Linked DNA regions of Homo sapiens: region 1 is linked to region 2. The links are chromatin loops, found by intact Hi-C in ENCODE. Cell type or tissue: endothelial cell of umbilical vein. All regions are shown on one strand. Each heading gives the region's core, and the rest is flanking DNA. Links, peaks and the distances in the headings are about the cores only.

What was found. Peaks named below come from ENCODE experiments on the same cell type or tissue, not always from the same donor. Only the 100,000 strongest peaks of a DNase experiment are listed, where the experiment ranks them.
Region 1: a loop joins it to region 2, with 5 times the contacts of the local background. A loop is called at or near these places in 14 of 110 quality-filtered maps.

The regions. Positions count from the first base shown.
Region 1 is chr11:515,254-523,827 of GRCh38, reverse strand. It overlaps a transcript of LRRC56 not described here. Among named protein-coding and RNA genes, the nearest start is that of RNH1, 12 kb to the right of the region's middle. In endothelial cell of umbilical vein, for the core only: CTCF peaks have their summits at 2,732 and 4,996 (motif pointing right); a DNase peak (open chromatin) is centred at 5,097; H3K27ac peaks cover 504 bases.
Region 2 is chr11:301,187-309,469 of GRCh38, reverse strand. IFITM2 (interferon induced transmembrane protein 2) reads right to left here and starts at 1,654. Exons shown (of 2, transcript NM_006435.3): 1 at 1,032-1,654; 2 at 75-457. The coding sequence starts at 1,277. The coding sequence ends at 305. It also overlaps the pseudogene MRPS24P1. RefSeq lists enhancers at 274-473, 494-613, 994-1,413, 3,136-3,647. In endothelial cell of umbilical vein, for the core only: a CTCF peak has its summit at 4,337 (motif pointing left); DNase peaks (open chromatin) are centred at 1,329 and 4,339; H3K4me3 peaks cover 1,626 bases; H3K27ac peaks cover 660 bases.

The DNA.
Region 1 (8,574 bases), core at 276-8,275, 210 kb before region 2:
GCCTCCTGAGTAGCTGGGACTACAGGCGTGCGCCACCACACCCGGCTAATTTTTGTATTTTTACGGACAGGATTTCACCATATTGGCCAGGCTGGTCTTGAACTCCTGATCTCATGATCCACCTGCCTGGGCCTCCCAAAGTGCTGGAATTATAGGCGTGAGCCACCGCGCCCGGCCCCCCAACCCCGGCTTTTTTTTTTTTAGATGGAGTCTCTGTTGCCCAGGCTGGAGTGCAGTGGCGCAATCTTGGGTCATTGCAACCTCCACCTCCAGGGTTCAAGCGATTCTCCTGCATCAGCCTCCTGAGTAGCTGGGATTATGGGTGCCCACCACCACACGTGGCTAATTTTTGTATTTGTAGTAGACATGGGGTTTCACCATGTTGGTCAGGCTGGTCTCAAACTCCTGACTTCATGATCTGCCTGCCTCAGCCTCCCAAAGTGCTGGGATTACAGGCATGAGCCACCACGCCCGGCCCCCAGATTGCTTTTTAAAACTATATATTGCTGGGCGAGGTGGCTCATGCTGTAATCCCGCCTTTGAGACCAAAGCGAGCGAATCACCTGAGTTCGGGAGTTCGAGACCAGCATGACCAACGTGGTGAAACTCTGCCTCTACTAAAAATACAAAAATTAGCCAGGCATGGTGGTGCGTGCCTGTAATCCCAGCCACTCAGGAGGCTGGGGAGGGAGAATCGCTTGAACCTGGGAGGTGGAGGCTGCAGTGAGCAGAGATGGCGCCATTGCACTCCAGCCTGGGTGATATAGCGAGGCTCAGTCTCAACAAAACAAAACAAAAAACTATATATTGTTGTTTTACAACAGTAATAGATTATCTCTGTACATAGAAAATATATACAGAGACCAGCTTGGCCAACATGGTGAAACCTCGTCTCTACTAAAAATACAAAAATTAGCCGGGCGTGGAAGCACATGCCTGTAATTCCAGCTACTTGGGAGGCTGATGCAGGAGAATCGCTTGAACCCAAGAAGTGACGGTTGCAGTGAGCCGAGATTGCGCCACTGCACTCCAACCTTTGCGCTTTGGAACGAGTGAAACTCTGTCTCAAAAGAAAAGAAAATGTATACAGAGAATGTCAGAATTTATTTACCAGAACAAAACAAAAAAAGGGCAGGTGAGGTGGCCCACTCCTGTAATCCCAGCACTTTGGGAGGCCAAGGTGGGCGGATTGCTTGAGCTCAGGAGTTGAGACCAGCCTGGGCAACATGGTGAAACTCCATCTCTACAAAAAGTACAGAAATGGCCAGGTGCGGTGGCTCACGCCTGTAATCCCAGCACTTTGGGAGGCCGAGGTGGGCGAATCACGAGGTCAGGAGATCGAGAGTATCCTGGCTAACACAGTGAAACCCCGTCTCAACTAAAAAATACAAAAAATTAGCCAGGCGTGGTGGCGGCCGCCTGTAGTCCCAACTACTTGGGAGGCTGAGGCAGGAGAATGGCCTGAACCCGGGAGGCAGAGCTTGCAGTGAGCTGAGATCGCGCCACTGCACTCCAGCCTGGGCGACAGAGTGAGACTCTGTCTCAAACAAAACAAAACAAAACAAAACAAAAAAACCAGAAATCAGCCAGCCATTGTGGTGCGTGCCTGTAGTCTCAGCTACTCTGGAGGATAAAGTGAGAATCACTTGAACCCAGGCGGTTGAGACTGCAGTGAGCCGTGATCGTACCACTGCACTCCAGCCTGCATGACAGAGCAAGACACTCTTTCAAAAAAAGAATTGATTAATATGCTTGGACCATTTGCATTTAATGTAATTATTGATATATTTGGATTTAGATTTTTTTATTTTTCCATTCATGCTATTTGTTTCCTGTATCTTATCTTCCCTTTTCTGCCTTCATTTGGGTTATGAGAGCTGTTTTGGGCAGCTGATTTTAATCGTTTTTTTTTTGAGACGGAGTCTTGCTCTGTCATCCAGGCTGGAGTGCAGTGGCGTGATCTCGGCTCACTGCAACCTCTGCCTCCCAGGTTCACGCCATTCTCCTGCCTCAGCCTTCCGAGTAGCTGGGACTACAGGCGCTCGCCACCACGTCCAGCTAATTTTTTGTATTTTTTAGTAGAGACGGGGTTTCATCGTGTTAGCCAGGATGGTCTCGATCTCCTGACCTCGTGATCTGCCCGCCTCGGTCTCCCAAAGTGCTGGGATTACAGGCGTGAGCCACCTCACCGGGCTGTAATTGTTTTTGAAAATATCTCTTGGCTGGGTGCAGGGGCTCACACCTATAATCCTAGCACTTTGAGAGGTTGAGGTGGGCCAGTTGCTTGAGCTAGGAGTTCAAGGCCAGCCTGGAAAACATGGCAAAATCCCGTCCCTGCCAAAAATACAAAAATTAGCTGGGCACAGTGGTGTGTGCTTGTAGTCGCAGCTTCTCGGGAGGCTGAGGCAGGAGGGTTGCTTGAGCCCAGGTGGTTCAGACTGCAGTGACCTGTGATCATGGCACTGCACTCCAGATGCCTGTCTCAAAACGCACAAAGCAAAGGGTAGGAACAGGCAGAACCAAGCGGAAGTATGCCTGACTAGTACTTGGTGAAATGCCAGCTAGACCCATGGTGAGTTACCATTTCATATTCTCATGACTAGGGTGGGGACAGGGAGGCCTGAGGCAGTCGAACCAGTGGCTAGTGAAGGTCTGGAGCGGGGAGGGAGCCTGTGCCCTGGGGCGGGAGCGTAAATTCTGAGAGCCACCGCTGGGGGGCGATTGGGCCTGGCAGGGCGTCTGCCCCGTGTCTGGGCACACAGAGGTCCGGAGTACGCTGGCGGTGGCAGTGTTTGCATAAAGTCAGACAAGACGAGAGCATCGGTGAGTAAATGCCGGTGTTCAGGCAGCGGAGTAGTCAACAGCAGCTGAGATGAATAACCGACGCGGTCTCAATATGGACAATTCCCACCCCAATTCTGTTGAATGGAACCAGCAGCTGGCGGGTGGGTGCGCATTGTGCAGCGTTTCCAAATTGTTCAGAGGCGCAGGAAAGGCCCTCGCCATCTGGGAAGGCGTAGGGGTGAGCACGGCCTCAGGGAACAGAAAGGACGGAGACAGAACTCAGGCGGCAGAGGCCTCCAGGAGACCCTGGATGGAGGGGAGAGGGCGACTCGGGGGGCTCTGAGCATGTGTTTAAGGGGAGAGGTCAGGCATGGGGCTCATTATTTTTAAAAAACCTGTTTGTATGTTTGAAATATTCAATACTAGGCCGGGCGCGGTGGCTCATGCCTGTAACGCCAGGACTTTGGGAGGCTGAGGTGGGCGGATCATTTGAGGCCAGGAGTTTGAGACCAGCCTGGCCAACATGATGAAACCCCGTCCCTACTGAAAATACAAAAAAATGAGCCGGACGTGGTGGCGCACGTAATCCCAGCTACTCGGGAGGCTGAGGCAGGAGAATCACTGGAACCCGGGAGGCGGAGGTTGCAGAGAGCCGAGATCGCACCATTGCACTCCAGCCTGGGCGACAGAGCGAGATTCCCCATAAAAAAAAAAAATCAGTAATAAAGCTCACCTGTGTATCAGGCCGCGTTCTAATAAAGCTCACCTGTGTATCAGGCCGCGTTCTAATAAAGCTCACCTGTGTATCAGGCCGCGTTCTAATAAAGCTCACCTGTGTATCAGGCCGCGTTCTAATAAAGCTCACCTGTGTATCAGGCCGCGTTCTAATAAAGCTCACCTGTGTATCAGGCCGCGTTCTAATAAAGCTCACCTGTGTATCAGGCCGCGTTCTAATAAAGCTCACCTGTGTATCAGGCCGCGTTCTAATAAAGCTCACCTGTGTATCAGGCCGCGTTCTAATAAAGCTCACCTGTGTATCAGGCCGCGTTCTAATAAAGCTCACCTGTGTATCAGGCCGCGTTCTAATAAAGCTCACCTGTGTATCAGGCCGCGTTCTAATAAAGCTCACCTGTGTATCAGGCCGCGTTCTAATAAAGCTCACCTGTGTATCAGGCCGCGTTCTAATAAAGCTCACCTGTGTATCAGGCCGCGTTCTAATAAAGCTCACCTGTGTATCAGGCCGCGTTCTAATAAAGCTCACCTGTGTATCAGGCCGCGTTCTAATAAAGCTCACCTGTGTATCAGGCCGCGTTCTAATAAAGCTCACCTGTGTATCAGGCCGCGTTCTAATAAAGCTCACCTGTGTATCAGGCCGCGTTCTAATAAAGCTCACCTGTGTATCAGGCCGCGTTCTAATAAAGCTCACCTGTGTATCAGGCCGCGTTCTAATAAAGCTCACCTGTGTATCAGGCCGCGTTCTAATAAAGCTCACCTGTGTATCAGGCCGCGTTCTAATAAAGCTCACCTGTGTATCAGGCCGCGTTCTAATAAAGCTCACCTGTGTATCAGGCCGCGTTCTAATAAAGCTCACCTGTGTATCAGGCCGCGTTCTAATAAAGCTCACCTGTGTATCAGCCCGCGTTCTAATAAAGCTCACCTGTGTATCAGCCCGCGTTCTAATAAAGCTCACCTGTGTATCAGCCCGCGTTCTAATAAAGCTCACCTGTGTATCAGCCCGCGTTCTAATAAAGCTCACCTGTGTATCAGCCCGCGTTCTAATAAAGCTCACCTGTGTATCAGGCCACGTTCCTTTAGGAAGAAACACGGAGATCTAAGGAATGCGCGCGGCTCAGGGGTGAACTGCGGGTGATTTTCCCTCTTCTTATTTGTACTTGTATGTTCTGAAAATGTCGTCTAGCTTTTGGGTAGTTCTTACCTGAGAAAAGCCAGACAGCAGGTTTTTGGCGGAAGGACCGGTTTGCACAGCGGACACACGGGAGCTGCCCTCGCGGCTTTCGGAGAAGCCTCCCCCGTGCGGCGCCTCGCGCGCCCTCGTAAGCGCGCCGCGTCTTGGGGCCGCAAGTTCCCCTCGGTTTGGGGGCGGGGTTTCCAGGTCACGTGACCGGGAGACACGCCCCCCCGCCCCGGTCCCTCAGAGCGGCCGGCAGAGGGCGCCCGAGTCCCGGCCTCGCTCGCGCGTTCGGGGCGGCTCCTTCCTCGCGCGCCGCCGGCCACATCCAGGAGGGGGCGCCGCGAGTCCTCTCCGGCGGCCCCGTCGTGGGCAGCCCGGGGCCGGCTCCTGGGCGTCCGGTTCCGCGCTGGCTGCGTTTCCTGCCCCACCTGCTGGTGTCGGCTCGTGCGTGCCTCCTCCCCTGGGTTATGGGAATGGAATACGGTCTCCAAGTAATAAAGTGAACAGGCGGCCGGGCAGGGTGACTCACGTCTGTAATCCCAGCACTTTGGGAGGCGGAGGCGGCCGGATCACGAAGTCAGGAGTTGGAGACCAGCCTGGCCAAATGAAACCCCATCTCTACCAACAATACAAAAAAAATTTAAAAAGCTGACCTGGCGCGGTGGCTCACGCCTGTAATCCCAAGCACTTTGCGAGGCCGAGGCGGGTGGATCACGAGGTCAGGAGATCGAGACCATCCTGGCTAACACCATGAAACCCCGTCTCTACCAGAAATACAAAAAATTAGCTGGGCGTGGTGGCGGGCACCTGTAGTCCCAGCTACTCCTAAGGCTGAGGCAGGAGAATGGCGTGAACCCGGGAGGCGGAGCTTGCAGTGAGCTGAGATGGGCCACTGCACTCCAGCCTAGGCGACAGAGCGAGACTCCATCTCAAAAAAAAAAAAATTTTATTATTATTATTTTTTATTTATTGATCATTCTTGGGTGTTTCTCAGAGAGGGGGATGTGGCAGGGTCATAGGATAATAGTGGAGAGAAGGTCAGCAGATAAACACGTGAACAAAGGTCTCTGGTTTTCCTAGGCAGAGGTCCCTGCGGCCTTCCGCAGTGTTTGTGTCCCTGGGTAGTTGAGATTAGGGAATGGTGATGACTCTTAACGAGCATGCTGCCTCCAAGCATCTGTTTAACAAAGCACATCTGGCACCGCCCTTAATCCATTTAACCCTGAGTTGACACAGCACGTTTCAGAGAGCACGGGGTTGGGGGTAAGGTTATAGATTAACAGCATCCCAAGACAGAAGAATTTTTCTTAGTACAGAACAAAACGGAGTCTCCTATGTCTACTTCTTTCTACACAGACACAGTAACAATCTGACCTCTCTTTCTTTTCCCCACATTTCCCCCTTTTCTTTTTGACAAAACTGCCACTGTCATCATGGCCCGTTCTCGATGGTCGCTGTCTCTTTGGAGCTGTTGGGTACACTTCCCAGACGGGGCGGCCTGGCAGAGGCACTCCTCACCTCCCAGACGGGGTGGCCGGGCAGAGGTGCTCCTCACCCCCCAGATGGGACGGCCGGGCAGAGGCGCCCACTTCCCAGACGGGGCAGTCGGGCAGAGGCGCTCCCCACCTTCCAGATAAGGCGGTGGCTGGGCAGAGGTGCCCCTCACTTCCCAGGTGGGGCGGTCGGGCAGAGGCACCCCTCAACTCCCAGACGGGGCAGCCAGGCAGAGGCGCCCCCCACCTCCCAGACGGGGCAGCTGGGCAGAGGCGCCCACTTCCCAGACCGGGCGGCCGGGCAGAGGCGCTCCTCACCTCCCAGACGATGGGCGGCCGGGCAGAGATGCTCCTCACCTCCCAGACGGGGTGGCGGCCGGGCAGAGGCTGTAATCTTAGCACTTTGGGAGGCCAAGGCAGGCAGCTGGAAGGTAGAGGTTGTGGCGAGCTGAGATCACGCCACTGCGCTCCAGCCTTGGCAACACTGAGCATTGAGTGAGCAAGACTCCGTCTGCAATCCCAGCACCCCGGGAGGCCGAGGCGGGCAGACCATTGGAGGTCAGGAGCCGGAGACCAGCCCGGTCAACAGGGCAAAACCCCGTCTCCTCCAAAAATACAAAAACCAGTCAGGCGTGGCGGTGCATGCCTGCAATCCCAGGCACTTGGCAGGCCGAGGCAGGAGAACCATGGGAGCCCGGGGCAGGGAGGCTGCAGCAAGCCGAGACCACAGCAGTACAGTCCAGCCTCGGCAACAGAGGGAGACCGAAGGGAGAGGGAGAGGGAGAGGGAGAAAAAAATAATTAAAAAGCTTTATAAGCCTGCTGGATTCTGTCAAATGCCTTTTCTAAGTCTACTGAAATGATGATGTATTTTTGTCTTATTTTATTTATTTAGAGACCAGGTCTCACTATGTTGCTCAGAATCCTCCTGCTTCAGCCTCCCAAAGTGCTGGGATCACAGATGTGAGCCACCACGTCCGGCCGTCTTTTTGTCTTTTAATCTGCTTATATGGTGAATTCCATTGGCTCATATTTCATGTTGAACCAGCCTTGCATTCCTGTGATAAATTTCACTGCGTCATGGTGTGCACTTATATTTGTATTATACATATATGTGTGCTCATGGGCCTGTGTTTCAGTGTGTGGCAATGCTGTGGGCCTACAATCATCAAAACAGCTCTGGAAAACAATGGTCAAGTGAGAGGGCATTCTATGCCTGGCTTCAAGATTTGGGTTTTTTTTTTTTTGAGATGGAGGCTCGCTCTGTCACTCAGGCTGGAGTGCAGTGGTACGATCTCAGCTCACTGCAGCCTCCGCCTCTGGGGCTCAAGTGATTCTTGTACCTCAGCCTCCCGAGTAGCTGGGATTACAGGCGTGTACCACCATGCCTGGCTAGTTTTTGTATTTTTGGTAGAGACGGGTTTCGCCATGTTGGCCAGGCTGGTCTTGAACTCCTGGCCTCAAGTGATCCACCCACCTCGGCCTCCCAAAGTGCTAGGATTACAGGCGTGAACCTTTGCACCTGGCCCAAGATGTGTTATAAAGGTTCAGAAATCCAGACAGTGTGGCATTGGTAACAGGATAGACAAATAGATCAGTGGAACAGAATAGAGGATCGAGAGTAGACCCTCACATACATGCTCAACTGATTTTGAAATAAGTGTAAGCAAATTCAGCAGAGAAAGGAGAATCTTAGCAACAAATGGTACTAGAATGACGGGGCTACACATATGAATGGAAGCTTCAATCTATACATGACAGTACATATATAAATCCATTCAAAATTTACTATTAATTTTTTTGAGATGGAGTCTCACTCTCTCGCCCAGGTTGGAGGGCAGTGGCACAATCTTGACTCACTGCAACCTCTGTCTCCCAGGTTCAAGTGATTCTCCTGCCTCAGCCTCTGGAGTAGCTGGGATTACAGGTGCCCGCCACCACACCTGGCTACTTTTTGTATTTTTAGTAGAGACGGGGTTTCACCATGTTGGCCAGGCTTGTGTCAAACTCCTGACCTCTGGTGATCCACCCGCCTTGGCCTCTCAAAGTGCCAGGATTACAGGTGTGAGCACTGTGCCTGGCCTCAGAACTTATTATAAGCCAAAATGTAAGGCCTACAACTGTAAAATGTGCGTTAAGAATGAAAAGGAGGATGTCAGTGTGACTTGGGTTAGAGAAATGATTCTTAAACACTAAAAGCATGACACATAAAGGAAAACCTGATCCACTGGACATCATGAGAATGAAGGGTGTGTGCATTTTGAAAGGCCCTGAGAAGACAAGCCCAGGCTGGCAGAGGCATTAGCAAATATCCCGTCTGAGGAAGGACTCATCTGCAGCATCTATGACAAGCTCCCAGGAGTCATGGGGTGCTGTGCTCTCGGCA
Region 2 (8,283 bases), core at 1-8,000:
TAAGGCAAGAACGTTTGGCATTACATTTAATCTCAGAACCAGCAGGACCGCTCCCCAGGTGAAGTCACAGCAGCACCAGAAACATATACACTTTATTGAATGCCATTGTAGAAAAGCGTGTGAGGATAAAGGGCTGATGCAGGACTCGGCTGTGGGGACAGGGCGAGGAATGGAAGGTGGAGTAAGTGGAATACAGGTCAAGGGCAGAGCTCCTGGCCTCTGGGGGCAGGGCGAGGAATGGAAGATAGAGTACGTGGGATACAGGTCACGGGCAGAGCTCCTGGCCTCAATGATGCCTCCTGATCTATCGCTGGGCCTGGACGACCAACACTGGGATGATGATGAGCAGAATGGTCATGAAGATGCCCAAAATCAGGGCCCAGATGTTCAGGCACTTGGCGGTGGAGGCATAGGCCTGGGCCCCGGTCACGTCGCCAACCATCTTCCTGTCCCTAGACTGGGGGAGAGGAGATGGTGAGGGGACCAGGATCCCCCAGCTGAGAGCCGCGTGCTATGGCTCCAGCTCCTCACTGTCTCCTCCCTGCCCTGAGATCAGGGACCACCTCCTCCCCTTCCTCACCCGGCTCAGACTCTCCAGGAGCCTCGGGGCTCATCCTCCTTCTGCCTTGGCCCCAGCACAGGCTGTTCTCCCCACCATGGGGTGAAGTCACCTGTGAGTTCCCTTCTCACTTTCTGGGAGAGCCTGGGTGCCAGTCTGGAAGGTGAAGGTGTAATTTCTTACTGGGCTATAGGGAGAACTGCTCTGGGCTAGTGGATAGCCGGGGACAGACTCTGAGCCAGCCAGCCAGCCTCCTGGAGCCTCCTCCTAGACCTGCACTGGGCAGATTCCCCAAGCCACACACACACACAGATCACACAGACAAAGCCACTGACGTGGGCACACACAGGACAGACGTGCACACAAACTCACAGTCACAGGGACACACAAGTCCCCACCCCAGGCAGCATGTGGGCAGGTGGAGCCCCAGGCTCACCGGCACCCCCTGGATTTCCGCCAGGGCCATACGCACCTTCACGGAGTACGCGAATGCTATGAAGCCCAGGCAGCAGGTGTTCATGAAGAGGGTGTTGAACAGGGACCAGACCACATGGTCAGGCACGGAGGTCTCGCTGCGGATGTGGATCACGGTGGACATCGGGGGAGCAGGGTTGTGGGGCACCCCCAGCATAGCCACTTCCTGCTCCTCCTTGAGCATCTCGTAGTTGGGAGGCTGGCCGCTGTTGACAGGAGAGAAGGTTTGCACAATGTGGTTCATGGTGACCAGCGGTGATCGGGTTACCGGGATGGTTCTCAGTGAGCCCTCCCTTTCCCCAGTAGTTCCGTTTTCTCAACAGTTTCCTCTTCCTGGCATTTGTCAAATGCAGAGCTGGCCAGGGCCAGATAAGGGCAGAACAAATTCCTGAGGATCAAATTACTTTAGGAGAGGGAGGAAAGAGGGGCTGAGGGCTAAGAGGGGCTTCCTCTCTAGAGCCCAAAGGAGCACAAGTCTCATCTTGTTAGTGGTGTGGGGTCCTGGAGACTTCCCCTGTGTTGGGAGTCTCCACACCCCAGGCCAGCAGCTGCAGGACCTCACTGTCCCGGTTCAGGGCTCCTGCCAGGCCTGCGCTGACGCCTCCACACTCCAGGCCCCACAACCGTTTCCCCAAAGCCCTCACCTCTGCCGGGCGCCGTGGCTCACGCCTGTAATCCCAGCACTTTGGGAGGCTGAGGTGGGAGGATCATGAGGTCAGGAGATCGAGACCATCCTGGCTAACACGGTGAAACCCCGTCTCTACTAAATATACAAAAAAAAATTAGCCGGGTGTGATGGCGGGCACCTGTAGTCCCAGCTACTTGGGAGGCTGAGGTAGGAGAATGGCGTGAACCGGGGAGGCGGAGCTTGCAGTGAGCCAAGGTTGTGCCACTGCACTCCAGCCTGGGCAACAGAGCCAGACTCCGTCTCAAAAAAAAAAAAAAGCCCTCATCTCACTTGTCACAGGCCTCATCTGCTGACATCCCTTGTCCTTTGCTGGGGTTGCAGTCCTGCTCCATGCGGGTTTGGGGGTTAAAGGTCCCCGTGTCTCCTGGTGCAGGTCAGAGGGTTGGCGGCCAATGTTGCCTGCCCCAAAGGAGCCCTCCAGGCCCAGGAAAGGGGACTCTGGGAGCACTGACAGAAGAGGGGGCTGTGGGATGCCAATAGCAGAGACCTGGACGGTGGAGTTAGAAGCCATGGCCCTTTCCCCTGGAGGCCCACCTGGGTGACGGCTCCCAGACCCGCTCCACACAGCCCAGCAGCACCCACGCTGCCCAGAGCTCTGGCTGGCTGGTCCCTGGGGCACCCTCCAGATTTCCAGGTTCTGATCATCTCTGCCTCTTCCCTGGGTCCTCACACGGGTGCCAGCTGCTTCCTGTAGTTGCCGCCTGTTTTTCCCATGAACCGGTGCTGCCTCTGAGCAGCTCCTGAGGTTACAGCCTCCCTGTGGAAACACCTTGTGTGGCCTCTGGGCTTCTTCCTGGACCTTCCTTGGCAGAGGCTATTGCAGCAAACAGAGCTGATGCTGTGCACTTGAGCTTGTCAGAGGGGACAGTGCGGGTCACAGGGGCAGGAACGTGGCCTGCAGGCCTATGTGCACCGCGACCTGCGCCCTGTTTAATTCCTGATGTGCTACATGGGCCCATTTTCCTGGGCTTATTCTCCCACCAGGCCAGACTCCGCAGAGGACATCGCTGAGGGTGGAATTTACAGAGATGGGCAGCTGCTCACCCTGCTGTAGCCTTTCACCTCAGCGGGTGGTCAGGTCCACGTCAGTATTCCAGAGTTTACATGACGGTAGCGTGCAGCCGTGTAACTGCAGAGTGATGTGTTTGAGTAACGATGACTTTGGCTCTATAAGATAAATTTTATTGATAATTTCTAAGATTCCTAAGATTTAACTTTAACAATGGCTGTGTCTACCATCGACTCACAGTGCTTCTCGACGTCGAACACCCTAAGTCCTCCTCCTTCTGCTGGCTGGGGTGAGCTCTAAGGGCTTAGCCATGTCCAGGCCTCTACAGGCCTTCTATTCTGGGCCATGTCTCCCCCACACACAGAATGTCCTGGGATCTGTGTCTAGCTCTGCCGTGGGGACACCTCCCCTCTTCGTGGTCTGAAGCCCTCCTGACTGGACTGGAGTGCTGACTGAAAACCAAAAATAAAAATCTAAGCCTCCCCTGCCCCCATGACTGAATGGAGCTCCCTTGGCCAAGGGGGTCCCAAACAAACCTGAAAAACTGAATTCACAGCCTCGAAGGGACAGGGAGGTTGGACAGGCCTACTTATATCCCCTCCCTGTGGAGTTTAGGCACAACCGACCAGCATTAACACTGAGATGGAGCTCATAGTACTGACAAAACAGACTCTTCGTAGCAATAAGGTACCAAATTCCAACTGACTGTGGTACAGCGTCACATGACAGTGTAAACCCTAAATATCTGAGAAAGTTCTCAGTCGATTTAGGACCAAGGTTAAGGATGAGCGGGTGACACAGCCTCAGGAGGTCCTGACAGGGTGCGCAAGATGATCGGGGCACAGCTGGTTTTATACATTTCAGGGAGACATGGACATCAATATATGCACGACGCTCATTAGTGCAGTCTGGAAAGACGGGACAACTCGAAGTGGGGAGGGGGCTTCCAGGTCATAGGTTGAGAAGAGACAAAGGATCGCATTGTTTTGAGTTTCTGATGAGCCTTTGCAAAGGAAGCAATCAGATATGCATTATCTCAGCGAGCAAAAGGGTAAGTTTGAGTTCCATTTGTCTTTTGTCCACAAGGAAATTCCCTGTGGACAAACTGTGAGGGAGGTATATAGCTTTTTGTTTCGGCAGCAGCCGTTTTTAGGAGTAGAACGGGAGGCAGGTGTCCCTAAGCAGTTCCCAGCTTGACGTCTCCTTTTGGTTCAGTGATTTCGGGGTCCTAATATTTATTTTCCTTTCACAACAAATAGCAGGCTCTGAAGGAAATAAAAATTATTTACCCCCAAAATATATGTATTTTTATTTTTGAGACGGGGCCTTACTGTGTTGCCCAGACTGGTCTCCAGCTCCTGGGCTCAAGTGATCCACCTGCCTCATCCTCCCAAAGTGCTGGTGTGAGCCACCATGCACAGCCTCAAAATATATTTATTTGGCATATTTTGAAATGGCCTTGCACAACTGTCTCTTATTAGGGAAATTTGCATTCTGGAGAGAATCTCCTTCCCTTTCTAGGTCTTTTCCTATAGAACAGACATTTAACTAAGAGCCCTTTTTAAGGGTGGAAAAGAGAGATTTTTTTTATCATCCTTGTCTCCAGCCTGCCACCTGGAGGCCTCATCTGCATAACAAGCCCCTTGGCTTCCACAGCCCCGGTTATGTAAACTCAAGAATTTCTTTCGACTAACCAACTCTTTAGGCAAAGCTGAACTTTTTTTTTTTTTTTTTTTTTTTTTTTGGAAACGGAGTCTCGCTCTGTCAACCAGGCCGGACTGCAGTGGCGCGATCTCGGCTCACTGCAACCTCCACCTCCCGGGCTCACGCCATTCTCCTGCCTCAGCCTCCCGAGTAGCTGGGACTACAGGCGCCCGCCACCAAGTCCTGCTAATTTTTTGTATTTTTAGTAGAGACGGGGTTTCACCGTGTTAGCCAGGATGGTCTCGATCTCCTGACCTCGTGCTCCACCCACCTCGGCCTCCCAAAGTGCTGGGATTACAGGCGGGAGCCACCGCGCCCGGCCCCAAAGCTGAACTCTTTAAGCCAGCTGCCCATCAGAAAATCTTTAAATCCACAAAATGAGACAGAATAATATGGAGCGGCTGCGGGAGAACAGAACATTCTAAGCAGCAGCCTCGCATGACTAGCAAAAGAGACTGTTGAGGTTGCTGCAGAAGCGAGGGGCCGATGAGACCTTCAAAAGCAGTGTGGGCCAAGCTGGCTAAGACAGACCAGAGCCACCACGGCGCTGAATGCGACCTATGCGTCCCCTAGGACCTCCTCATAGGAACGTACTCGGCCCACACCCACCCGCACCGCGACACTTCCAGGAACACACAGATCTGCTGTAAACATGGCGGGCGCTCGGCCAAGATGGCGGCCTCCGCGTGCGGCGGGTGGCGGGTGGCGGGTGGCCCCGGGTGCCGTCCCGGGGCCGAGAGCTGCCTTGCGCGGGGCGGGCCCCGCACACCTCCGCGGTCTGTAACAAGAACCGGCGGCCCGAGTCCGCCGAGGCCAGGGGGACAAGCCGGTGACCTATGAGGACGCACACGCGCCGCACTTCGTCGCCCGCCGTGAGGGCCAGAGGTCGCTCACGCGGGGAACCCTGGTGGGGAGGACCATGCGGCGGAGCGAACGGTGGAGGATGCTTTCCGTCGCAAGTTCATGTGGGGTGCCTTCCCGGGCTGCCTGGCTGACCCGCTGGTTTTACAGTGCTGGGCCAACCGGTTGGAGATCTGTGCCCTGGTCCCGAGGCACTTGCCTGCCCGCAAGTTCTACTTCCTCGTGGGCTACAGTGAAACTTTGCTGTCCCACTTTTACAAATGTCCTCTGCCACTCCACCTCCAAACTGTGCCCTCAAAGGTTGTGTATAAGGACCTGTAGGACGATCCCTTTCTTTTGCATCAAGCTGTAGCCTGCAGAGAAGGGAAACGTGGGAAAGAAGTGGTACGCCGGGGGGAAAGGCGTCCCTCAAGAGGACTGAGGCATGGTCTCTCAGCTGCTATCCAATAAAGACCCTCTATGTTGTCTTGAAAAAAAAAATGCAAGGCACCTCAGTTCTGAGAAATCGTCACCTTCTTGCAAGAATCTTCATGATACTCCCCCGCTTGGTGAAAGAAACCCTGAAAGATGGAACCCCCACCCAAACCCCTTGCAAGTGACTCTCTCGAGTCTCCGCCCACACGGCCCTTTCTTGAGTGTGTACTTTTCACTTCTCTTTTTTTTCTTTCTTTCTTTTTTTTTTGAGAGGGAGCCTCGCTCTGTCGCCCAGACTGGAGTGCAGTGGCGCGATCTCATCTCACTGCAACTTCTGCCTACCCGGTTCAAGTGATTCTCCTGCCTCAGCCTCCCGATTAGCTGGGATCACAGGCACGCACCACCGCGCCCGGCTAATTTTTGCATTTTTAGTAGAGACAGGGTTTCGCCATGTTGGCCAGGCTGATCTCGAACTCCTGACCTCAGGTGATACACCCGCCTCAGCCTCCCAAAGTGCTGGGATTACAGGCGCGAGCCACCGCGCCTGGCCTTCACTTTTCAACAAATCTCCCTACTTTCACTATTTTCGGTCTCGTCCTTGAATTTTCTTCTTGTGCCAAGAGCCTGGACACCCGTGGGGGTCCAGGTCCCACTGGCAATTGGGGACCTCCCCAAGCCCACTGGTATCACTGTGACCTGTGACCACACCCCTTTGAGATGTCTTGCCTTTCCTGGCAGAAGCAATGTACACCTTACTCGTGAGGACTAAACTCTGACTTTTTTATCTTGCCCAAGTTCCTATCAAAGGGGTCTGGGGAATTTACCTACAAATGGTAAATTCTCATCAGATGAGTTTTGGTTTTCGTTTGTTTGTTTTGTTTTTGTATTTTCAGTAGAGACAGGTTTCACCACGTTGGCCAGGCTGGTCTCGAACTCTTGACCTCAGGTGATCTGCCTGCCGCGGCCTCCCAAAGTGCTGGGATTACAGGCATGAGCCACCATGCCCGGCCAACCAGATGAGTTTTATTTAACCCTATATATCGTGACTTACTTTCCAACCTGACTCTGGCATAACATTATGAAACAAGGAAGAAAATCAAAATACCCCAAAAACATGTTTCTTTGCCATATTTTGAAATGGCCCCTGCATAGCTGTTCTTTGTGGGGGAAAATTTGCATCTGTAAAGAATCTCAGTTAACATAGCCAGATCTTTTTCTTCCAGACCCTCCCAATCCTGAAGAGATTAATTAAGATATGAATAGGAAATATTGGTCACCTATTGTCTCTAAGGGCAGCCACTATAAGACTTCAAAAGAACTTTGGTTTCCACAATCTTTATTTTTTATTTATTTATTTTTTTGAGACGGAGTCTCTCGCTTTGTCACCCAGGCTGGAGTGCAATGGCACGATCTGATCTTGGCTCACTGCAACCTCCGCCTCCCGGGTTCAAGCGATTCTCCTGCCTCAGCCTCCTGAGTAGCTGGAATTTCAGGCACCCACCACCACGCCTGGCTAATTTTTGTATTTTTAGTAGAGATGGGGTTTCACCATGTTGGTCAGGGTGGTCACGAACTCCTGACCTCATGATTCACCCGCCTCGGCCTCCCAAAGTGCTGAGACTACAGGCGTGAGCCACCTCGCCTGGCCCTTTTTTTTTTTTTTTTTTTTTTTTTTGAGATGGAGTTTTGCTCTTGTTGCCCAGGCTGGAGTGCAATGGCGCGATCTCGGTTCACCGCAACCTCCGCCTCCTGGGTTCAAGTGATTCTCATGCCTCAGCCTCCTGAGTAGCTGGGATTACAGGCATGCGCCACCACGCCTGGCTAATTTTGTATTTTTAGTACAGACGGGGCTTCTCCATGTTGGTCACGCTGGTCTCGAACTCCTGACCTTGTGATCTGCCCGCCTTGGCCTCCCAAAGTGCTGGGATTACAGGCATGAGCCACCGCACCCGGCCACAATCTTGATCTTAACCTGAACACTCCTTTTCTACCAATCCCAAGTCTTTAGACAAGCTCAACCAATTGTCAACAAGAAAATGTTTAAACTCACCTATAGCCTGGAACACCGCTGCCCCTCCCCCCACCCCCCCCACCCCCAGCTTTGTGTTGTCCCGCCTTTCTGGACCAAACCAATGTATTTCTTAAATGTATTTGATTGATACCTCATGTCTCCCTAAAATGTATAAAACCAAGCTGTGCCCTGAGCCCCTTGGGTATATGTTCTCAGGACCTCCTGAGGGCCGCACCACAGGCCATGGTCACTCATATTTGGCTCAGAATAAATCTCTTCAAATATTTCGCAGAGTTGGACTCTTTTCGTTGACACTTGTATTGATCTATGTCTTTGCCTGCAACTTCTGTCTCCCTACAATGTATAAAACCAAGCTGTAGCCCAGCCACCTTTGGCACGTTTGCTGGAACTCTGGAGGCTGTATCATGAGCCGTGGTCAGTCATATTCGGCGTAGGACAAACCTCTTTAAATACTTTACAGAGTTAGCTTTTTTCATCCTGACCAACATGGTGAAACCCCGTCTCGACTGCAAATACAAAAACTAGCCGGGCGTGGTGGCGGG